Linked DNA regions of Homo sapiens: regions 1 and 3 are each linked to region 2. A link is an interaction called in ENCODE POLR2A ChIA-PET data of the cell type or tissue named here. Cell type or tissue: Panc1. All regions are shown on one strand.

Region 1 (8,000 bases), 180 kb after region 2:
CTACTCGGAGGCTGAGGCAGAGAGCTGCTTGAACCCGAGAGGCGGAGGTTGCAGTGAGCTGAGATCGTGCCACTGTACTCCAGCCTGGGTGACAGAGCAAGATTCTGTCTCAAAACAAACAAACAAACAAAAAACTATCTGTTGAAGAAAATGGATTCCATGAGATTCCTACCCCCCTGTAGAGACCAGATGATTAAGCCAGTTGCTTCATAAACTTTTTGTGTGTGTGTGTGTGTGTGTGTGTGTGTGTGTGTGAAGACAAGGTCTTGCTCTGTCACAGGCTGGAAGGCAGTGGCATGATCATGGCTCACTGTGCCTGGAACTTCTGGGCTCAATCTATCCTCCTGCCTCTGCCTCCTAAGTACCTGGGACCATACGGACTATAGGCACATGCAACCACATGCAACTAAAAATTTTTTTTTTTTTTTGGAGAGACAGGGGTCTTGCTTTGTTGCTCAGCCTATGAATTCTTCCCCTCAACCACTCCCCCAGTCTATTAATTCTTTTCTTTTTTGAGACAGGATCTCGCTCTTGTCACAAAGGCTGGAGTGCAGTGGTGTGATCACAGCTCACTGGCAGCCTCAACCTCCTGGGCTCAGTTGATCTTCCTGTCTCAGCCTCCTGAGTAGCTGGAACTACAGGCATGTGCCACCACACCCAGCTAATTTTTTATTTTTTTGTAGAGACGGGGTCTCATTATGCTGCCCAAGCTGGTCTTGAACTGCTGGACTCAAGCAATCCTGCCTTGGCCTCCCAAAGTGCTGGGATTATAGGTGTGAGCCACTGCCCTTGGCCCAAATTCTTTGAAACATTAAAATAGGTAGTTCTCTTAGCCAGGTGTGGTGGTGCATGCCTGCAGTCCCAGCTGCTGAGGAGACTGAGGCAGGAGGATCCCTTGAGCCCAGGAGTTTGAGGCTACAATGAGCTATGATTGGGCCACTGCACTCCAACCGGGGTGACAGAATGAGACCCCAATTCAAAAAAAAAAAAATTAATCTCCTCCAAAGGGATCCACAGAATTTAATACTAAAACCTTGTGAATAAATCCATGCCGGCCGGGCGCGGTGGCTCATGCCTGTAATCCCAGCACTTTGGGAGGCCAAGGCGGGCAGAAGACGAGGTCAGGAGATCGAGACCATCCTGGCTAACACGGTGAAACCCTGTCTCTACTGAAAATACAAAAAAATTAGCCGGGCATGGTGGTGGGCGCCTGTAGTCCCAGCTACTTGGGAGGCTGAGGCAGGAGAATGGCGTGAACCCGGGAGGCGGAGCTTGCAGTGAGCCGAGATCATGTCACTGCACTCCAGCCTGGGCAACTCCGTCTCAAAAAAAAAAAAAAAAAAAAATTCCATGCCTTTGTCCACAATTGCCTGCTTGATGGGCAGATTCTCCCCCTTCTCTAACATTCCCATGTAATATTCACCCTTCCTTAAAAGATCCGCTTTGGGCCCGGCACAGTGGCTCATGCCTGTAATCCCAGCACTTTGGGAGGCCAAGGCAGGTAGATCACCAGGACAGGAGTTCCAGACCAGCCTGGTCAACGTGGTGAAACCCCGTCTCTACTAAAAAAAAAAAAATACAAAAATTAGCTGGACATGGTGGCATGCGCCTGTAATCTCAGCTACTCAGGAGGCTGAGGCAAGAGAATCACTTGAAGCCAGGAGGCAGAGGTTGCAGTGAAGCAAGATCACACCAGTGCACTCCAGCCTGGGCAACAGAGAGAGACTCTGTATCAAAAAAAAAAAAAAAAGGATCCGCTTTGAACATCACCATCTCCATGGTCTTAGACTATCCCAGACAACACTGATCTAATTCTTCACGAATGCTTCTGGAATGCAGAATCCACATCCTTTTTTTTTTTTTTTTGAGACGGAGTCTCGCTCTGTCGCCCAGGCTGGAGTGCAGTGGCGCAATCTCGGCTCACTGTAAGCTCTGCCTCCCGGGTTCACGCCATTCTCCTGCCTCAGTCTCCCGAGTAGCTAGGACTACAGGCGCCCGCCACCACGCCCACCTAATTTTTTGTATTTTTAGTAGAGACAGGGTTTCACCGTTTTAGCCAGGATGGTCTCCATCTCCTGACCCCGTGATCCACCCGCCTCGGCCTCCCAAAGTGCTGGGATTACAGGCGTGAGCCACCGTGCCCGGCCTCTTCTTTTTGAGATGGAGTCTTACTCTGTCGCCCAGGCTGGAGTACAGTGGCATGATGTCGGCTCACTGTGACCTCTGCCTCCTGGGTTCAAGCGATTCTCCTGTCTCAGCCTCCCAAGTAGCTGGGACTACAGGCACACACCACCACGCCTGGCTAATTTTTGCATTTTGAGTAGAGACAGGGTTTCACCATATTGGTCAGGCTGGTCTTGAACCCTGACCTCAGGTGATCCACCCGCCTCGGCCTCCCAAAGTGCTGGGATTACAGGCATGAGCCACTATGCCTGGCCAGAATCCGCATTTTACAGTTTACTACTTAAATGTATGCAAACATATGCAATGTATAGTTTTCCATCAACGCTGTGAGCTCATTGAGAGCAGCGACCACATCTACTTATAGCAAGCCGTTACACATAGTGGACAGATTATTTCATTCATTAATTCATTTAAAAATGTTCATTGTCAACAAACAAAATGTTCAACCTCTTCTAATTATCAGGGACATGGGCTGAATTTGCTCTCATCTTCCTTTTATTCCTCCCTCCCTCATGTGACAGCCTCACACCTGATCGTTTGAGGCTCCCTCCCTTGGCTCTCTGCCTTCCCATTATGATCTCTGCAATGGGCCACAAAACTGTATGCACCATCCCAGGTTCTGTGGCTTTCTCATTTCTTCTCAATAAAGTCATTTATTATTATTATTTATTTATTTATTTTGAGATGGAGTCTTGCTCTGTCGCCAGGCTGGAGTGCAGTGGCACGATCTCAGCTCACTGCAACCTCCGCCTCCTGGGTTCAAGTGATTCTCCTGCCTCAGCCTCCAGAGTAGCTGGGATTACAGGTGCACACCACCACGCCCAGCTAATTTTTGTATTTTTAGTAGAGACGGGGTTTCACCAGTTGGCCAGGATGGTCTCGATCTCTTGACCTCATGATCCGCCCGCCTCGGCCTCCCAAAGTATTGGGATTACAGGCGTGAGCCACCACGCTTGGCCCCTAATTTTTTCTGAGATGGAGTCTTGCTCTGTAGCCCAGGCTGGAGTGCAGTGGCGCGATCTCGGCTCACTGCAAGCTCCGCCTCCCAGGTTCACACCTTTCTCCTGCCTCAGCCTCCCAAGTAGCTGGGACTACAGGCCTGCGCCACCACACCTGGCTAATTTTTGTATTTTTAGTAGAGACGGGGTTTCACCATGTTGGTCAGGATGATCTCAAACTCCTGACCATGTGATCCGCCTGCCTCGGCCTCCCAAATTGCTGGGATTACAGGCGTGAGCCACTGTGCCCAGTCAAGTCATTTATTATTTTTTAACCATAGAAGCAAACTGAATAAATGTCTTTATAGAAGATTCTAGGCCAGGCATGGTGGCTCATACCTGTAATCCCAGCAGTTTGGAAGGACCAGGTGGGAGGACTGCCTGAGCCCAGGAGTTTGAGACCAGCCTGGGCAACATAGCAAAATCCTATCTGGTTTTTTTTTTTTTTTTTTTTTGAGACTGAGTCTCGCTCTGTCACTCAGGCTGGAGTGCAATGGAGCAGTCTCGGCTCATTGCAACCTCCACCTCCCGGGTTCAAGCAATTCTTGTGCCTCAGCCTCCAAAGTAGCTGGGACTATAGGTTTGTGCCACCACACCTGGCTAATTTTTGTATTTTTAGTAGAGACGGGGTTCGACTGTGTTGGCCAGGCTGGTCACGAACTCCTGACCTCAGGTGACCCACCTGCCTCCTCAGCCTCCCAAAGTGCTGAGATTACAGGCGTGAGCCACCACACCCGGTTATAATCCTAACACTGTGGGAGGCTGAGTCGGGAGGACCACTTGAGCCTAGTAGTTTGAGACAAGCCTAGGCAACATAGTAAGATCTTGTCTCTACTAAAAATTAAAAAAAAAAAAAAAAAAAAAAAAGCTGGGCATGGTGGCACACACCTGTAGTCCCAGCTACTTGGGAGATCACTTGAACCTGGGAGGTCAAGGCTGCAGCGAGCCGTGATCGTATCACTGCACTCCAGGCTAGGTGGCAGGGCAAAACCTTGTCTTGAAAAATAAAATAAAATAGAACCCCAGACTCTATAGGTTATACTCCTCCCTTCAAAAGTGTGACATTCTATCATTACATCAGTTTCCTCCAAAGTACCACTTTTGAAAAATAACTTCAGGCTGGACATGGTGGCTCATGTCTGTAATCCCAGCACTTCAAGAGGCTGAGGTGGGCAGATCACCTGAGATCATGAGTTTAAGACCAGCCTGGCCAACATGATCAAACCCCGTCTCTATTAAAAATACAAAAATCAGCTAGGTATGGTGGCATACGCCTGTAACCCCAGCTACTTGGGAGGCTGAGGCAGGAGAATCGATTGAACCCAGGGGGCAGAGGTTGCAGCGAGCCAAGATCGTGCCATTGCACTGTAGCCTGGGCGACAGGAAAGAAACTCCGTCTCAAATAAATAAATAAATAAATAAAACTTCAGGCTGGGTGTGGTTGCTCACGCATGTAATCCCAGCACTTTTGGAGGCCGAGGTGGGTGGATCACCTGAGGTCAGGAGTTTTAGACCAGCATGACCAACATGGTGAAACCCTGTCTCTGCTAAAAATACAAAAGTTAGCCGGGTGTGGTGGTGGGCACCTGTAATCCCAGGTACTCAGGAGGCTGAGGTGGGAGAATCGCTTGATCCCAGGAGTTGGAGGTTGCAGTGAAGTGAGATCGCGCCACTGCACTCCAGTCTTGGCGACAGAGCAAGACTCTGTCTCAAAAAAAAAAAAAGAACGTATCCTTTATGAGAGCCTCCTCTAGCTTGCCTACTATAGAGGGCCCAGTCCCCATATGCATTTCTCAGGGTTCCCAGGTTTGTTGACATCACACTGGCATCTGGCCAGTCCTCTGGCACAGTACCCTTTGTAATGACACGATGCATATATTTGACAACAGTTTCATAATGTTATATAAATGCTTTCAAAACTCTTGGGTAGATGCCCATCTTATTCCAATGTAATAGCTCATTTGTTCATTTAGGTCTAAAACATTGCTTACTTCACCTAGCAGATATTGCTCACTTTACCTAGCAGATAAATAGATCATACTTCACCTGATACAGATGGTCCTCAGTTTATGATGGGGTTACATTCCGATAAACCCATCTAAGTTGAAACTATCACAAGCTGAAAACGCATTTAGTACACCTAACCTAAAGAACATCATAGCTTACTTAGCCTAGCCTACCTTAAACATGCTCAGAACACTTATGTTAGCCTACCTATAGTTGATTACAATCATCTAACACAAAGCCTATACTTATAATAAAGTAGTGAATATCCCATGTGATTTATTGAATGCTGTACTGAACGTGAAAAACAGGCTGGGCGTGGTGGCTGACGCCTATAATCCCAGCACTTTGGGAGGCGGGCAGATCACAAGGTCAAGAGATCCAGACCATCCTGGCCAACATGGTGAAATCCCATCCCTACTAAAAATACAAAAAAATTAGCTGGGTGTGGTGGCGCGCTCCTGTAGTGCCAGCTACTCGGGAGGCTGAGGCAGGAGAATCGCTTGAACCCAGGAGGTGGAGGTTGCAGTGAGCTGAGATCGCGCCACTGCAATCCAGCCTGGCGACAGAGTGAGACTGTCTGGAAAAAAAAAAAAAAAAAGAAAGAGAGTGAAAAACAGAATGGTTGTATAGGTACCTGAAGTACAGTGTCTAAGGAATGTATGTCGCTTTTGCACCACAGTAAGTTGAAAAATTCTTAAGTTGAATTACCGTAAGTCAGGGACTATGTTGAGAAAGAACATTTCTAACACCTGCTGCAGAAAGATCCATCAATACACACAATTAATTTTAATTTCTTTTCCTTCAAAGCCTTCCTCTTAGTCTCCTTTTTTTTTTTAAGACAGAGCTTCATTCTTGTTGCCCAGGCTGGAGTGCAATGGCGTGATCTCGGCTCACCGAAACCTCCTCCTCCCGGATTCAAGTGATTCTCCTGCCTCAGCCTCCCAAGTAGCTGGGATTACAGGCATGCACCACCACGCCCAGCTAATTTTGTATTTTTAGTAGAGACGGGGTTTCTCCGCGTTGGTCAGGCTGGTCTCGAACTCCCAACCTCAGGTGATCTGCCCACCTCAGCCTCCCAAAGTACTGGGATTACAGGCGTGAGCCACCGTGCCCGGCCAGTCTCTTATTACTCAATTCCTTCTCTCTAGGCCTTTCTCAAGTCTTCCTATTTTGAGTCATCAAAGCTCTAATGAAACCTCTCTCTAGTTCCCATACTCACCCGATCACGTCCACCCTTAGTCAGCGAGACATTGGCAACAGGGAAGGAGCAGAGTGAGGTGGTGGAGGAATCACAGTCGGTCCTAAATGAGATTGGAGGAGGATACTCTGCTAAGTTAGTCTTACTAGTCCATCCATACACCTTCTTTGCCCCCTAGGGCTCCCTCCTGCCCTCCTCCCTTCTCTCAGAACAGGCACCCTTCTCTCTGTTACAAAGATGGAGAACAAATGTGGCCAGGAGATTCAAGATACCAGGATTATTTCATTCTCTTCCTATGACTTCAATGTATGTCCTCTCATTACAACAGATGTTCTTAGATGGGAATCTAGAGATACTTAAATAGTTGCATACTTCAGTGTTTCTAAAGACTTAAGGAGCTTGATAAAAATGTAAATTCCAGGGCCAAGCAGCAGCGGCTCACGCCTGTAATCCCAGCACTTTTGGAGGCCGAGGAGGGCGGATCACCTGAGGTCAGGAGTTTAAGACCAGCCTGACCAACATGGAGACACCCCATCTCTACTAAAAATACAAAATTAGCGGGGCGTGGTGGCGCATGCCTGTAATCCCACCTACTCGGGACGCTGAGGCAGAAGAATCGCCTGAACCTGGGAGGCAGAGGTTGTGGTGAGCCAAGATCACGCCACTGCACTCCAGCCTGGGCAACAAGGGTGAAACTCCATCTCAAAAAAAAAAAAAAGGAAATTCCAGGGTCCCACCCCAAGAGATTCTGATTTGGTAGCTCTGGTCTGGGTCCTAGTTTGAGAAAACGCCTCCAAAAGGATCTACAGATGGTTATTAAGAAGCTCATGAACCCCTCCAATTGTAGGCAAATTTGCATGTGGGGGTGTGGGTGCAGCATATGCCTGGGCATGCATATACGTTTTTTTTTTTTTTTTTTTTTTGAGACGGAGTCTTGCTCTGTCGCCCAGGCTGGAGTGCAGTGGCACGATCTCGGCTCACTGCAAGCTCCGCTTCCCAGGTTCACGCCATTTCTCCTGCCTCAGCCTCTCAAGTAGCTGGGACAACAGGCGCCTGCCACCACGCCCGGCTAATTTTTTTATTTTTAGTAGAGACAGGGTTTCACGGTGTTAGCCAGGATAGTCTCAATCTCCTGACCTTGTGATCCGCCTGCCTCGGCCTCCCAAAGTGCTGGGATTACAGGTGTGAGCCACCGCGCCCGGCCGTATATATGTTTTTATGGCAGGAAGGGCCATAAGATCCATTTCCTAAAAGTTTAAGAAGCTCTGCTTTAGAAACTATAGCTCTGGACCAGGGACTTAAGGGAAAAAATGACTTTAAACCATTGATTATAACGCCCTTCTCTGCATCTGTTGATAGGTCCTACAACCACTGTTAAGAAAAGAGAACTAGGCCGGGCGCAGTGGCTCATGCTTGTAATCCCAGCACTTTGGGAGGCCAAGGGGGTGGATCACGAGGTCAGGAGTTCGAGATCAGCCTGGCCAACATAGTGAAACCCCATCTCTACTAAAAATACAAAAAAAAATTAGCCAGGTGTGGTGGCAGGCACCTGTAATCCCAGTTACTTGGGAGGCTGAGGCAAGGCAGGAGAATGGCTTGAATCTGGAGGCAGA
Region 2 (8,000 bases):
CTCTACTAAAAATACAAAAATTAGCCAGGTATGGTGGCAGGCGCCTTTAATCCCAGCTACTCAGGAGGCTGAGGCAGAAGAATCTCTTGAACCCGGGAGGCGGAGTTTGCAGTGAGCCAAATTCACACCATTGCACTCCAGCCTGGGCAACAAGAGCGAGACTCTGTCTCAAAAATAAAAAAAAAAAAAGACTTTAGGGGATAACTTGGACCACCCCATCAGGAACTGAGGGAGGGCAGGGGTAAGGTGCATGGGCAGGGCGAGGGAGCTGGGGTGCGCCCTCCACACACCACATAAGCCCGTGTCTCCTCCCATGCCGTCGCTGCTGTGGTAACCATCACTGCGGGAAGCAGCGTTCATGTTCTGTGGCCACTGCCTCCAGCCCAGACCTGACATTGAGAAGAAGGTGGCTAGAAGACTCTCAAGTTTGTACAGCTAGTTGCCTTGTCCCTTCTCCATCCTACCCACCACCCACTGACTGTCCCACCCAATGAGATCACTGGCCTCGCCATCCCTGGTACATGCATGATTTCCACGGGTTTATTGCCAGGGCTCAAGGCATTCCAGTTTTTCACACCCATCACATCATTCACTCTGTGGAGATCCTCAGAAGAGGAATCTGAGATCAGTGGGACTGGGACACATCTAGCCACGTGGGACTCAGAAAACATTTATTGAATGGACACTGGGGGCCACCACTAGCCTTCATCACTTCTTCCTAAAGTTAAAAAAAAATTTAATTGATATATTATTGGACAGCCTGGGTAGTTCTCCTCAGAGGACTTTCCAGCATCCTAATGGGCATTCCTCCCTAGCTGTGTACACAAGTGCACCCCACTGTCGCACACTCACCCCACCGTCACCCACTTACCCCACCCTCCAGACACCAGGGCTACTTATCTCAAGCGGCATGCACACTCTGACCTGCCCCACACTCTTGGCTTCAGAGTTGAGGAAGGAACAGGAGATGGGTTTTGAGCTGTGGTTGGTTGAGTGAAAGCAGCACCCCGGGGACAGCCCCAGGCCCAGTTAGGACAGACGGTGATGTGTGCAGTTGTGTGCATCATTGAACCTGAGCATGCTCACGGCTGGAGTGTGCGTGTAGCCCAGTGCAGCAGGGGGTTTCTGTAGAAGATGGGCTCATGCCTGTCTCTCTAGGATTTCATGCCAACTCTTGTGCTCTCCATAAGTATGTATCTGGCTGTCACATGGATGCTGCACACTTCAGTGTGGTGCCATCATGCAATGCATAACCCCAATACCTGGACGAACTCTGGCCCTATGAATGCTGCTATCCCAATTTTAAGGGTGATGAAACTGAGCCTCAAGCAGGTTAAGCATCCTGTCCAACTCACGAAAGAAGCTGTAGGTCGGTCATCTAAAACGCAGCCGGGTATCAAGGGCCTCCCTCCCAACCTATCTCTTTCCAAATCCATGGGCCACCCTTGAGCTCCAAAACCCCCAGAACACTGGCTCTGCTGGCCACGGTGAGGACAGATGAAGCTAGGGAAGGCATGAGATCCCACTGACAAGCTGGTACTAAACAGGGAAGGATGGGGTGGGAGCTATTTTATCTCTGTTCTGGGGGGATCCAGAGAGGTGCAGAGCTGCCTCCACTGGCAGAAATGGGGCATCTCTAAGGAATGGCGAGGGGGACAAGCTTGGTCCAAGTATAAGAAAGCATCACCCTCTGCCCAGCAATGACCAACATTAGGAGCCAGTGACTAGAACCACTCCTCCCCCACCCCCACATACTGTCAACAGAGCTGGAAATCAAAAGGGGACTTTGGTCAGAAGACTTTTCCATAATGTTTAGCCCTAAAATGGACTAGAAAGAACCACAGAGATAACTTACACAAGATCAGCACCCTGGCCGGGCGCAGTGGCTCATGCCTGTAATCCCAGTACTTTGGGAGGCCAAGGCGGGTGGATCACTGGAGGTCAGGAGTTTGAGACCAGCCTGGCCAACATGGTGAAACTTCGTCTCTACTAAATATAAAAATTAGCCAGGCGTAGAGGCAAGGGCCTGTAATCCCAGCTACTCGGGAGGCTGAGGCAGGAAAATCGCTTGAACCCAGGAGGAGGAGGTTGCAGTGAGCCAAGATTGTGCCACTGCACTCCAGCCTGGGCAACAGCGGTTACTCAGCAAACCTGCAGCCATGTCAGGAATAAATGGCAGAGCGGTGATTCACAAGCAGAGCCCTTTCGGTAATTCCAGGAGGCCTTTTAACTGTTCACATCTGTAACCCATTTAGAACCAATTCTGAATTGTATATTCATATGTGAGGATGCAAAGTAGGTGAGTGGGTCCCGAGGCCAAGCCTCTTCTTGATTTCTCAGCAATGGCACAACCAGCCTCACCATGAGAATCAAGAAGCAAAGATTTTCTCCCACTACCTCCCGAAGGTCACTGTCTTAAAGTCACTGATGAAACTAGCAATGCCACCAGATGGATCCGGTCTGAACACTCACAGCTGGCTGTGCAGCTTCCCCAGGTTTCACGCCCCCGCAACACAGAATGCAAAGGCACAAGACATCAAGGTTAATAAACAGCTTTATTTGCCTTGTACAGCATCAATTTTCTTACATTCTCAGTTAATTGGCCATTAAAGTGCTGGAAATTTTCTTAATCATGATAACATTTGTTAAAAAGAAATCAGAACTAATATCAGGAACATGGCGGCATGAAGGAAACAGTTCCCTTACAAAACACAGAAAATGGAAGCCCCTCATGTTGAGGGGGTGGGTTGGACAATTTGCAAACAGATTCTAATTTCCTCTCACCGTCAGCACCAAACTGGCTGGGACCACCACCCCTGGGTGAAAGAAACAACACTAAAGAACCCTAAAAACACCCACACACCCTGACTACCACCACCTCTGGGCCATCTGTGGGCGTTTGCTGTTTGAACAGATCCAGTCTCAGGAAAGAGGAAGACCTGACCTCCGTCTGCAACCCATCACCCCACCCACCCTTACTAACAAAAGCCCCCAAAGTCATTACAATGAAAAAGTGGGTTTCCATTACCCCAAAACTAACAATGTTCAGTAAAAATGAGGATAATAAACACAAAAGCTTGCTTAGTAAACAGGAGCTCTCAGCAGTCAATGCAAAAAAATATATATATATGAAATCTTAAGGCAAATACTGTTGACTTTGCACATGGGCTGGACGAACTTGGAACTCTTTACCTATCTGTATAGTTCCAGGAGCCTACAGGCGGTCGGTTTTTCAGCGCTTGCCACCGGGCCAGGCAAGGTCTTTGCATGATTGCTGAGGCAGTCGGTGTGTTTCCCTTTGGAGTTTATATAGGAACACACCACCCAAGGCTGATGTTTTGTTATATATATATATATGTACACACATACAAAGGCCTGCTACTCTTTCTTTGTGGAAACTGACAGCTCCACCTCGGGAAGCTGGATGCCAACCTTATTCCCACTGTCATTGCTAGAAGAGGAGGACAGTCGGGACTTCTTAGAGGCCAGGGACACCCCACTCCCCTGTAACTTGCCTGTCTCATCATCGCTCCCAGTCACCTCATAATGACCTTTGCTCTTTGACCCCAATCCACCAAAGGTACCGAATTTCAGCTTCCCGTGTTTCCCTTTAACTTTCCCACCTTCCAGAGACACTTCCCCACCTTCAAACTCCAGCGTCCCCGTCGGGGTGGAAGGTCCAGAGAACTCTCTTTCATCACTGAATGAATTTGAGCGGTGCCGTGGCTTCTTACTTTTAAATAAGGAGAATTTGCCTTTCGGTGAAGAGGCTTCGGCCTCTGCCTCTCCTTCCAGAGAGCCCAGGCTGGCCTTTGAACTTTTCAGGTCACCTTTGGACCCAGAAATTGATGCTTCTGGTGAGCCAGTGACACCACCTTTCCCTTTAGGTTTGGAAAAATTAAACTTGGGCATTTTGATCTTGGACTTTTTCAGTTTGACTTCAGACTCTTCCCACTCGCCGTCTCCAGCACCAGCTTGGATGCTGGCCTCTGCTTTAGGGAAGTGAACATCCACCCCCATTTCTCTGCCAACCAGCTCACGGCCAGAGAAGGTAAATTTGGGGATCTTCATTTTAGGGAATGTTACTTTTCCAGATCCACTTTCCAAGTGACCTTGAGGCCCAGACACACTCAGCCCAGGAGCCTGGAGTCCAATCTGACCTCCTTTCACACCTCCTTCCACCTTTGGTCCTGAGAAATGAAGGCCCCCAGCAAACTTAGATGTGTCCAAGTTGAGAGCAGAGGAGACTTGGGGTCCCTTCCACTCACCCCCGGAACCTTTAACACTCAAATGCCCTTCACCAAGGCTGATGTCTGGGGCACTGACACCCCCTGAAACATCCGCACCTCCTTTGATTTTTGGGCCCTTCAAGTTGATGCCAAAATCTGACTCAGGAGATGCCATATTAAAGGCAGGCCCCTTCACACTGATATCAGGAGCAGCCCCATGGAAACCTACTTCTGAACCTTTCAGACCACCTTTGATTTCAGGCCCAGAAATCTGCCCAGTTGGGAGTTTCACATTCACGCCTGGCAGGTTCACATCACATCCAGAGGACTTAATTCCAGGCATCTGGAGGTTTCCTTCTAGGCCTTGAACACCAATGCCTGGAAGACCTCCTCCGACAGTGGGGCCTTTGATCTCACCAGTGGCCCCAAGGCTCCCTTTCACTTTTGGTCCTTCCAAGTTAAAGTCCACATTCGGTGCTGAAATCCGAGGCCCTTTCAGGTTCACATCCACACCTGGCCCCTTCAGTTCGCCAGAAACCTGTGGCCCCTTGGCATTGACGTGCAAGTCGGACCCCGGAGTAGAGATGCCAAATTGGGGCAGCTTCATTTTGGGAAGTTTAATGCTGCCTTCGGATGCCTCCAAGCTTAGATCAGGAGCTCCTACGGATACTTTAGGGCATTTGATGTCACCAGAGACAGCCAGATCTCCCTGCAGGCTTGGTCCCCTCAGTGTCACATCTGGTGCCCCAACGTTAAGCTTTGTTGTGGCATCGATCCCTGGCACTTTCACACCGTCTCCTCCCACCTGCATTTTGCCACCGACACCACTGAGGTTGAGCCCTGGAGCATGCACCTTCATGCTGGGAACAGATGCATCCAGGTCTCCCTTCAAACTTGGTCCTTTCAAGTTCAGATCAAGGTCAGGCCCAGAGACTTTTGGCATAGAGAGGTTCACTGAAGGCAAGTCTACTCCTGGCCCCTTTAGAGAAACATCGGGCCCTTCGAGCTTAACATCTGGTCCTCTCAAGTCTCCTTCAAGAGAGGGTAGCTGGGCATGGACCTCGGCTCCCCCACCCTCCATTTTCACACCTGGGATGCCGATCTTGGGCATGGAAAACTTGGGGAACTTAATTTTTGCTTCTGGACCTTGCAGATCTACATCTGGTCCTTCCAGTCCCACGCTGGGGACATCACCCTTTATCTTTGGTCCTTTCAAGTTTACATTCACATCAGGGATGGAGACTTGAGGGGCAGAAATGCCGAAGGACGGTGTTTTGACTTTAGCATCTAGGCCTTCGATGTTGATGTCAGGTGCACCCAAGTTTGCCTGCACTTTGGGGCCTTTCAGGTCACCCTCTATTTTTGGCACTGAGATGTCCACATCTGGCATCTTGACCTTGGGAGCCTTCGCCTTGATGTCAAGACCTTCGACGTGAATCGCTGGCAAAGAAAGTTCCAGATCAGGTGCCTGGAGTTCACCCTCCAGTTTGGGGCTAGGGAGAGGGGCCTCAGCTTTAAATTTAGGTGATTTAATGTCAAACTCTACATCTGGGAAGTACATTTTTCCAAACATCGTTTTCTTGGTTTTGGGCGATTTCACGTCGACTTTGAGTGCAGCATCCGGCCCTGCGATGTTGACATCTACATCCGGAGCCTTGAGGCTGGCATCAATTTCACCCCCAGGAACATTCAGGTCAAATCCCTGTTTTTTGGCCTTAATCTTAGGACCACTCATATGAATTTTAGGCATTTTAAACTTACTTTTCTTGCCCTTGCCACCAACACTAATTTCAGGAGTCTCAAGGTTCAGCTCTGCCTCAGGAACAGTGACATCCAGTGAAGGTGACTTGATGTCAGCTTTGGGGCTTTTTGCCCCAAATCCAAACTTGGGTTTCTTAAATTTGGGGATTTTAACATCTGGCCCTTCGATGTTAATATCTGGGCTGTCCATGTGTACATCTAAGCTTGGAGCTTCAACTTTGGGTCCCTTGAGGTCCACTTCACCACCTTCTAACTTCGGACCTGAAAATCCAATTTTTGGTGCCTTGAGATGCAAATCAACATCAGGAGCAGTTACTTTAGGAGCAGATATCTCCAGCGATGGCATCTTCAAAGATGGGCCACTGAGTTTGGCATCAGGGCCTTCGAAATCCAGACGTGGACCTTTAAGATCTACTTCTGGGCCTTTCAAAGTCCCTTCAACCTTAGGGACAGACACATCAAAATCTCCTTTTACTTTGGGTCCTTTCAAATCCAGGTCAACATCAGGTATGGAGATCTTGGGAGCTTTGATATTTATTTCAGGCATCTTGAACTTGGGGCCCTTCAGTTTTGCGTCTGGACCTTCGATATTCACATCTGGAATATCAACGTCCACCTTGGGTCCCGAGACATCGATGTCGGCCTTGGGCAGGCTCACATCCACATCTGGACCTTCTCCTTTGAAGCCAGGCATGCTGAATTTGGGCATTTTCACCTTGGGCATCTTCAGGTGCCAGTCTGGGCCATGAACATCCACATCAGGGGTGTTGATGTCCACTTTTGGGCCCTTGATGTCAGCTTCTGGGCCCTTGAGGTCACCTTCCACTTTAGGAAGGGTAACATCCACATCGCCCTTCACTTTGGGTCCTTTCAGGTTTAAGTCAATATCAGGCATGGAGATCTTGGGGGCTTTGATGCTCATCTCAGGCATCTTGAACTTGGGGCCCTTTAGTTTCGCATCTGGACCTTCGATATTCACATCAGGAACATCAACGTCCACTTTGGGTCCTGAGACATCAATGTCAGCCTTGGGCAGGTTCACATCCACATCTGGGCCCTCTCCTTTGAAGCCAGGCATGCTGAACTTGGGCATTTTCACTTTGGGCATTTTTAGGTGCCAGTCTGGGCCTTGAACGTCCACATCTGGGACATCAATGTCCACTTTGGGGTCCCTGATGTCAACTTCGGGGCCCTTGAGGTCGCCTTCCACTTTGGGCAGAGAAATGTCCATGTCGCCCTTCACCTTTGGACCTTTCAGATTCAGGTCAACTTCAGGCATAGAGATCTTCGGTGCCTTGAGGTGTAAGTCAGGCATTTTAAATTTGGGGCCCTTCAGTTTCCCTTCTGGACCATGAATGTCAATATCAGGAGTGTCAATGCCCACTTTAGGGCCTTTGACATCCACTTTGGGACCTTTCAGATCTCCCTCCAGTTTAGGAACGGAAATGTCCATATCTCCTTTTATCTTAGGTCCTTTCAAATTCAAATCAATGTCACTCATGGAGATTTGTGGGCTTTTGAAATGTACATCAGGCATCTTAAACTTGGGACCTTTGAGCTTCCCTTCAGGACCTTCAATGTCTACCTCTGGCCCTTTCAGATCACTTTCCACCTTAGGTAGTGAAACATCCACATCACCCTTCACCTTGGGACCTTTCAGGTGCAAATCAAAGTCAGGCATAGAGATTTTGGGAGCTTTGATGTTCATCTCAGGCATCTTAAATTTGGGCCCCTTCAATTTTCCTTCCGGACCTTCAATATTGACATCAGGTGTGTCAATGTCCAAACTGGGGCCTTTTATGTCAATTTCAGGGCCCTTGAGATCACCTTCCACTTTGGGCAGAGAGACATCCACATCACCTTTCACTTTGGGACCCTTCAAGTTAAAGTCAATGTCAGGCATGGAGATTTTGGGGGCCTTGATGTTCATCTCTGGCATCTTGAACTTTGGACCCTTGAGTTTTGCATCTGGACCTTCGATACTGACATCAGGGGCATCAATGTCCACTT
Region 3 (8,000 bases), 140 kb after region 2:
CATGACTGCCAGCTGCAGTAGGAACGGAACCGTGGCCTGAAGGGAGGGGTCCCCACTGCGGCCTCCAGATCCCCCTGCCAGGCTATCATGGAACATTCGCAGGAGCTCCCGTCGGATGCTATCTCCGTGGCGGGAGGCCAGGTGACCTAGGATGCCTACAACTGAGGCAATCTTGGGCACCCGTTTCTCCGCAGGAATGGCAGGAGATCCAGGGAAGGGGTCTGTAGAGGGGGTCTGAGAAGAGCTTCCACCACTACTGCCAGCTCCACCTCCAGCCCCACCATGGACACAAAAGTCCTTAAGGCCACAGGAGAGAACCCGGGAAATGATGGTGCCAGGAAAAGAGGAGCCAATATGTGCCACAACCCAGTCAAAGTGTGGAGAATGCTGAACAGAGGTATCCAGCAAGGCATCCACACACGCATCTGGGCAGCTACCAATGAGAGCCGAGAGGCACTGCACATAGATGTCCATTAATGTACGCGTGGCCCTACAACCCATCCACAGCTGTAGCAGTTCATTAAGAGCGCCAGTAGCGTGGGGAACACGCTGGTGCTGGCCTGAGTACGTGCTGCTCAGTTGCCCCATGAGGTCAATGGACCATGCACTAATCACAGGTGCCCAGGCCTTTGGGTTGGCCCGGATAAACTCAGACAGCACCTGCTGCACTTCCTGAACCACATCCTCTAGACCAGGTCCACCAGCAGGGACATGAGAGGGTGGAGGTGGACGGAGGTGAGGTGGACCAGCCACAGGGGTTTCATCCAGGGCAGCCAGGTGGGCCCGGACACTCTCATCAAAGACACCTCTCAAGTGGTCAAGCACAGCAGCCCGAGCAGGTGGCAAAGAACGGAGCAGGAGAAGACCACAGCGAGCATGTTCCCGGGCTGAGAGTTGGTGGCCCAGAATGGGGTCTACGCCAGTCAGAAAAGCCTTGATTTCCTGGGACAGCTCCTGAGCACTACAAGGAAGCAAAAGAAACAGACTTAAGAGTGTTGTGAGATGTTAGGCAACTTACCTTTCCTGTATGAGCTTTGCCTTTTATGTTAAATAGGGATAATAAAAATACTTCCCTCATAAGAGAATTTTTTTTTTTGAGATGGAGTCTCGCTCTGTTGTCCAGGCTGGAGTGCAGTGGCATGATCTCAGCTCACTGCAAGCTCCGCCTCCTGGGTTCACGCCATTCTCCTGCCTCAGCCTCCCTAGTAGCTGGGACTACAGGCACCCGCCACCATGCCTAGCTAATTTTTTGTATTTTTAGTACAGATGGGGTTTCACCGTGTTAGCCAGGATGGTCTTGATCTCCTGACCTCATGATCCGTCCTCCTCGGCCTCCAAAAGTGTTGGGATTACAGGCGTGAGCCACCGCGCCCGGCCTTTGTTTTGTTTTTTGAGATAGAGTCTTGCTTTGTCGCCCAGGCTGGAGTGCAGTGGCGCCACCTTGGCTCACTGCAACCTCCGCCTACTGAGTTCAAGCAATTCTCCTGCCTCAGCCTCCAGAGTAGCTGGGACTACAGGTGTGTGCCACCATACCCGGCTAATTTTTGTATTTTTAGTAGAGACAGATTTTACCATGTTGCCCAGGCTGGTCTCAAACTCCTGACCTCAAGTAATCCGCCCACTTCAGCCTCCCAAAGTGCTAGGAGTACAGGCATGAGCCACTGCTCCCGCCCTGTTTTTGTTTTTCAAGACAGGGTCTCTCTCTGTCACCCAGGCTGGAGTGCAGTGCCAAGATCACAGCTCACTGCAGTCTCGAACTCCCAGACTCAAAGCATCCTCCCATCTCAGCCTCCTGAGTAGCTGCAACTTCAAGCACATGCCACGACACCCAGCTAACTTTTTAACCTTTTTATAGAAATGAGGTCTGGCTATGTTCCACAGGCTGGTTTCATGGCCTCAAGCAGTTTGCCCACCTTAGCCTCCCAAAGTGCTGGCATTACAGGTGTGAGGCACCATGCCTGGTTGAGAATGTTTATAAAGCACTTAAGTTCTGCAGAAGGATGGCCTGAGGGAAAAAAAAGCACTTAGGTTCCATACCAGATTCACACTAATCACTCAATAAAAGCTATGTTTCTTTCTCCCCCCGCCCCGAGAGGGAGTCTCGCTCTGCCGCCCAGGCTGGAGTGCAGTGGTGCCATCTCCACTCACTGCAAGCTCCACCTCCCAGGTTCACGCCATTCTCCTGCCTCAGCCTCCTGAGTAGCTGGGACTACAGGCGCCCGCCACCACGCCCGGCTAATATTTTTTTTTTTATTTTTAGTAGAGACGGGGTTTCACCGTGTTAGCCAGGATGGTCTCGATCTCCTGACCTTGTGATCCTCCCGCCTCGTCCTCCCAAAGTGCTGGGATTACAGGCGTGAGCCACGTGCCCGGCCAAAAGCTATGTTTCTTTCAATGACAACAGTAATAATATCAGCAACAGATAACTCTTAGAATATATCAGGTACTCTTTTAAGTACTTTGCGTGTATTATTTCAATCCTGACAACAGTTCAATAAGTTAGGTACTATTATGATCCCATTTTACAGACAAATCAAGGCTGGCTTCAGTGGCTCACGCCTATAATCCCAGCACTTTGGGAGGCCAAGGCTGGTGGATCGCTTGAGCGCAAGAGTTCAAGACCAGTCTGAGGAACATAGTGAAACCCCATCTCTACAAAAATAATAATAATAATAATTAGCCAGGCATGGTCGCATGTGCCTGCGGTCCCACCTACTGGGGAGGTTGAGGCAGAAGGATCACTTGAGCCCTGGAAGCAGGGCTGCAGTGAGCCAAAATCACACCACTGCACCCCAGACTGTGTGCGCCGTCAAAAAAAAGAACGAAATCAAGGTTAAGCAATCAGACTATATGCGCCATGAGTGTAGGAACCATTTCTGTGCTCTTCAACACTGTATCCACTTCTATTGAAGTACACAGTATATGGAAGGTAGTCAATAAATATCTGTTGAGTTGACTATATTTGTGTTTCTATAATATCTGCTTTAAAAACATTTCCAGGCTGGCTGAGGTGCCTCACGTCTGTAATCCTAGCACTCTGGGAGGCCAAGGAGGGTGGATCACTTGAGGTCAGAAGATCGAAACCAGCCTGGCCAACAGGGTGAAACCTCATCTCTATTAAAAATACAAAAAAAAAAAAAAAATAGCCAGGCATGGTGTAATCCCAGCTACTCAGGAGGCTGAGGCATGAGAATCGCTTGAACCCAGGAGGCGGAGGTTGCAGTAAGCCGAGATCACGCCACTGCACTCCAGCCTGGGAGTCAGGGCGACCATCTCAAAAAACAAAAACAAAAAAAAACACACCTTTCCACTTTATCACCTTCTACCACCACCCCCGCCCCGCCCCATCCCACAACACAAGCACCTTGAAATCTCTTAATGGGAAAAAAAAAAAATTGTAAGCACCTTATTAAGGGCTCTCCCTCCTAACATCTGTTTCTTCCCATATTCTGCAAAATCTTAGTCACCTACCACCACATCAACCACCACCACCTACTCAGCACCCTCAATGTGCTTGGACATCAGGGTGTCCCAGGGCACAGAGTAATAATGCTTTTCAACCCTTTCCCTCCTAAAACATATATGGGTTCAGTCTCAGAGGTTCAGAAGCCAATGTTATGGGAGGTGGCAAATCCCCTTTCTCTTATCGCCTTTTCTGTCAAAGAAGACAGCATCCTCTAGGTGCTGATAAGGCTCTAACAGTGCCATTCCTCTGTTTCCTCCAAAAAACACCCTAATATAAGGGAATATCTCAGCCGGACTGCATTCTGTTTCTGGGCCTGGGTTCTCAGGGAGTCTCTATGAAGTCAGGACACTGGGTTTCCTAGGGTCAAAAATGGCCAGGGCAGCTGGGTTCCCAAGAGTTCAGATACCCCCGACTCTTGGGAGAGGAAGCCCGGGGTCGAGGGTAGTTAGGCATTGGAGTCTAGCGAGAGGCAGGCCCGAGGTCGGGAGGGCGGGCACTGGAGCCCTGAGTTTTGGTGAAGCAGTCCCTGAGTTCTGGGAGGACCTGACCAAGAATCTGAGAACCCTGACGTGAGTTCTCGAGGTAGGATCCGGGTTTCTACCGAGAAGGCTAGGGATCGGCGCGGGGCCGCGCGATGGGGGGAAGGTGCCAAGGGCTCTAACTACCTGAGAGGCGCGGGACCGTGGGTGGCCGGGGCAGGCCCAGGTGGCCCTGGGGCCCCGGGAGGGTCGCACAGCGCGGACATCCCGGAGCCCGAGCCGAGCCCGAGGCGCGAGCGGCGGAGCGCAGGCGGCGCATGCGCGCTGACAGGAAACGCGAAAGGAACCAGCTACCAGGCCTCGCAGGAAAATTAATCCGGCGATGTCCTCGACCCTCTTACATTAGTTCCGCACCCTGTCGGAGTCCCAGAGCATAATCCCGGGACGATGATAGCAGGAAGCCGATTCGCCCTATATGCAACCACTTTATTCAAAAGCCTATTGACATACAGACTAGGCCGGGCGCGGTGGCTCACGCCTGTAAACCCAGCACTTTGAGAGCCCGAGAGGGCGGATCACCTGAGGTCAGGAGTTCAAGACTAGCCTGCCGTCTCTACTGCAAATACAAAAATTAGCCAGGCGTGGTGGCTTATGCCTGTAATCCCGATTACTCGGGAGGCTGAGGCAGGAGAATCGCTTGATCCCGGGAGGCAGAGATTGCAGTGAGCCGAGATCGCGCCACTGCACTCCAGCCTGGGCGACAGAGCAAGAGTCCCGATAGACACACACACACAGAGAGAGAGAGAGAGAGAGAGAGAGAGAGAGAGAGAGAGAGAGAGAGAGAGAGAGAGAGAGAGAGAGAGAGAGAGAAACTAAAACACTCACAGGGGTATTTTAATCATTTTTCCTAACGCCAAAAATACAAAATGTTCAACTCAGGACTTTTTTTTTTTTTTTTTTTTTTTGAGACGGAGTCTCGCTCTGTCGCCCAGGCCGGACTGCGGACTGCAGTGGCGCAATCTCGGCTCACTGCAAGCTCCGCTTCCCGGGTTCACGCCATTCTCCTGCCTCAGCCTCCCGAGTAGCTGGGACTACAGGCGCCCGCCACCGCGCCCGGCTAATTTTTTGTATTTTTAGTAGAGACGGGGTTTCACCTTGTTAGCCAGGATGGTCTCGATCTCCTGACCTCATGATCCACCCGCCTCGGCCTCCCAAAGTGCTGGGATTACAGGCGTGAGCCACCGCGCCCGGCCTCAACTCAGGACTTTAAAAAAATGAAGCATAGGAAGGTTTTTTTGTTGGTGTTGTTGTTGTTATTGTTGTTTATTTTGTGACCGTGCAGTGATAGGATCACCCCTCTCGGCAGCCCCGACCTCCTGGGCTCAAGACATCCTCCCACCTCAGCGTTCTAGGTAGCTGAGATTACAGGCGTGCGCCATCACACTTGGCTACTTTTTAAATATTTTCAGAGTTAGGGATTTGCATGTGGGTGGGGCGAGTGTCTCGCTATGTTGCCCAGTCTGATCTCAAACTCCTGTCCTCAAGTGATTCACCCACCTCAGCTTCCCAAAGCACTGGGATTACAGGAGTAAGCCACGCACACCCGGCCAGTCTCTCTTTGTTTTTGTTTTGTTTTGTTTCGTTTTCCTTTTGAGACAGAGTCTCACTCCCTCACCCAGGCTGGAGTGCAGTGGTGAGATCTGAGCTCACTGCAACCTCCACTTTCCAGGTTCAGGAGATTCTCCTGCCTCAGCCTCCCGAGTAGCTGGGACTATAGGCATCCACTACCAAATCTGGCTAATTTTTTTATTTTTATAGAGACAACGTTTTCCCCTGTCCGCCAATCTGGTCTCAAACTCCTGACCTCAAGTGATCCATCCACCTCAGCCTCCCAAAATGCTGGGATTACAGGCAAGAGCCACCGCACCCAGGCTTTTTTTAAAATCTCATTCTGTCGCCCAGGCTGGAGTGCAGTCTCGTCTCTGCAACCTCCACCTCCCAGGTTCAAGCAATTCTCCTGCCTCAGCCTCCCAAGTAGCTGGGACTACAAGCATGTGCCACCACGCCCAGCTAATTGGAGACATGTTGGCCAGGCTGGTCTCAAACTCCTGACCTCAGGTGATCCGCCCGCCTCAGCCTCCCAAAGTGCTGGGATTACAGGTGTTAGCCACTGCACCCCTCCTACAAAAATACTTTTACGAGAGAGAGAGAAAAGGGAAGAGAGAAAGCAGAAAAGAGATGGAAAGAAGAGAAAACTCATAAAAGAAAAAGAAAAACTAAGAAAGAGAAGGAGGGAGAGGGAGCCCAAAACAAATTGGGCTAGCTAGCCTGAAGATGTCCTCCCAGTAGCAAGTATGAATAACATCCTTCCATCCGTCTTCATTATTTAAGCTTCTCTCTCTCCCACAGCTTCCCAGCATAGGGACCTTCGTCTAACTCACAGCCCCACACCTGCCAGAGATAGAGCTTGCTAACTGTAAAGGGAGCCAGTACACCTCATCAAGAGCCCTCACTCAAGCCAGTGTACCTAGATCAGGTTCCAGCTCTTCTACCTACTAGTTGTATACTTTACTTAACCACTCCATAACTGTTCCTTCTTCTGGAAATGAGGAGGTAATATTAATAGTACAAATACCTCAAAGGGTTGTTACGAAAATTGAAATGAGGTAGTATGGTCATTGTATAGCACTTGGTGCCAGCAATGGTAAGCACTAGATAAGCATTAGCTATTTTTATTATGTTTATTGAATGAAACAGAAAATAAGCTGCTTGACAATAGAGACTTGGCCTATTTTGTTAAAAGCTATATCCTCGGGCTGGGCGTGATGGATCATGCCTATAATCCTAGAACTTTGGGAGGGCGAGGCAGGGGGATCACAAGGTCAGGAGTTCGAGACAAGCTGGCCAACATAGTGAAACTCTGTCTCTACTAAAAATACAAAAAATTAGCTGGGCATTGTGGCGCCCACCTATAGTCCCAGCTACTCTGGAGGCTGAGGCAGGAGAATCCCTTGAAACCGGGAGGTGGAGGTTGTGATGAGCCAAGATTGCACCACTGCACTCCAGCCTGGGCAACAGAGCGAGACTCAGTCTCAAAAAAAAAAAAAAAAATTAGCCAGCGTGGTGGTGAACACCTGTGATCCCAGCTACTCAGGAGGCTGAGGCAGGAGAATCGCCTGAACCCGGGAGGTGGAGGTTACAGTGAGCTGAGACTGCACCACTGCCCTCCAGCCTGGGCAACAGAGCAAGACTCCGTCTTAAACAAAACAAACAAAAAAACAGAACCTACTACATGCCAGGCAGACACTGTTATAGGTGATGAGGATATAGCAGGTTTTGTTGTTGTTGTTGTTGTTTTTGAGACAGAGTCTCGCTCTGTCACCCAGGCCGGAGTGCAACACCATAATCTCGGCTCACTGCCACCTCCACCTCCTAGGTTCAGGCGATTCTCCTGTCTCAGCCTCCTGAGTAGATGGGATTCCTAGCGCCCGCCACCACACCTGGCTAATTTTTATATTTTTTAGTAGAGACGGGGTTTCACCATGTTGGCTAGGCTGGTCCTGAACTCCTGACCTCAGATAATCCACCTGCCTGGGCCTCCCAAAGTGCTGGGATTACAGGCCTGAGCCACTGCGCCCAGCCCTCATGCATGATTTTGTGTTTGTTCTTAAATTTTATTTACTTAAATTTTTTAAATTCGAGATGTTCCCCAGTCTGGTCTTGAAATCCTGGCCTCAAGCAATCCTCCCACCTCAGCCTCCCAAAGTGCTAGAATTATAGGCATAAGCCACAGTGCCCCGTCTGTTCTTACATTTTAGAAGTTCAATCATTTACAGTGTTTCTACCACCTATTACCAAGCATCATTCTAGGATGGTAAATCTGAGGCAATTTCTACCCCTAGCTCTGCCTCAAACTTGGACCCAACACTTCCCTTCTCAGGGCCTCAGATCTGTGAAAGGAAGCTTTTGAACCAGATGAATTCTTCCAGCTGTGAGACTAGAATGTATTTCTTGACCTTAGAGATTGCATAATCTAAGGGTGTTCATTTTGGAGT

Evidence for each region. ChIA-PET counts read pairs that join two places held together with the same protein. Peaks named below come from ENCODE experiments on the same cell type or tissue, not always from the same donor. Only the 100,000 strongest peaks of a DNase experiment are listed, where the experiment ranks them.
Region 1: POLR2A ChIA-PET joins it to region 2 with 18 read pairs; 2 of 35 experiments call an interaction of 5 or more read pairs at or near these places.
Region 3: POLR2A ChIA-PET joins it to region 2 with 13 read pairs; 5 of 35 experiments call an interaction of 5 or more read pairs at or near these places.

What each region holds. Positions count from the first base shown.
Region 1 is chr11:62,696,060-62,704,059 of GRCh38, forward strand. BSCL2 (BSCL2 lipid droplet biogenesis associated, seipin) reads right to left here. Exons shown (of 11, transcript NM_001122955.4): 3 at 6,409-6,490. It overlaps HNRNPUL2-BSCL2 (HNRNPUL2-BSCL2 readthrough (NMD candidate)), which reads right to left. Exons shown (of 24, transcript NR_037946.1): 16 at 6,409-6,490. Among named protein-coding and RNA genes, the nearest start is that of BSCL2, 7.4 kb to the right of the region's middle. RefSeq lists an enhancer at 2,173-2,765. In Panc1, no CTCF peak of the experiment used is centred here; no DNase peak of the experiment used is centred here.
Region 2 is chr11:62,513,366-62,521,365 of GRCh38, forward strand. AHNAK (AHNAK nucleoprotein) reads right to left here. Exons shown (of 5, transcript NM_001620.3): 5 at 2,537-8,000. The coding sequence ends at 3,379. Among named protein-coding and RNA genes, the nearest start is that of AHNAK, 29 kb to the right of the region's middle. In Panc1, no CTCF peak of the experiment used is centred here; no DNase peak of the experiment used is centred here; H3K27ac peaks cover 5,165 bases.
Region 3 is chr11:62,649,039-62,657,038 of GRCh38, forward strand. INTS5 (integrator complex subunit 5) reads right to left here and starts at 4,264. Exons shown (of 2, transcript NM_030628.2): 1 at 4,132-4,264; 2 at 1-961. The coding sequence starts at 4,211. RefSeq lists an enhancer at 3,675-4,434 and silencers at 4,007-4,206, 4,497-4,586. In Panc1, no CTCF peak of the experiment used is centred here; a DNase peak (open chromatin) is centred at 4,353; H3K4me3 peaks cover 2,030 bases; H3K27ac peaks cover 2,311 bases.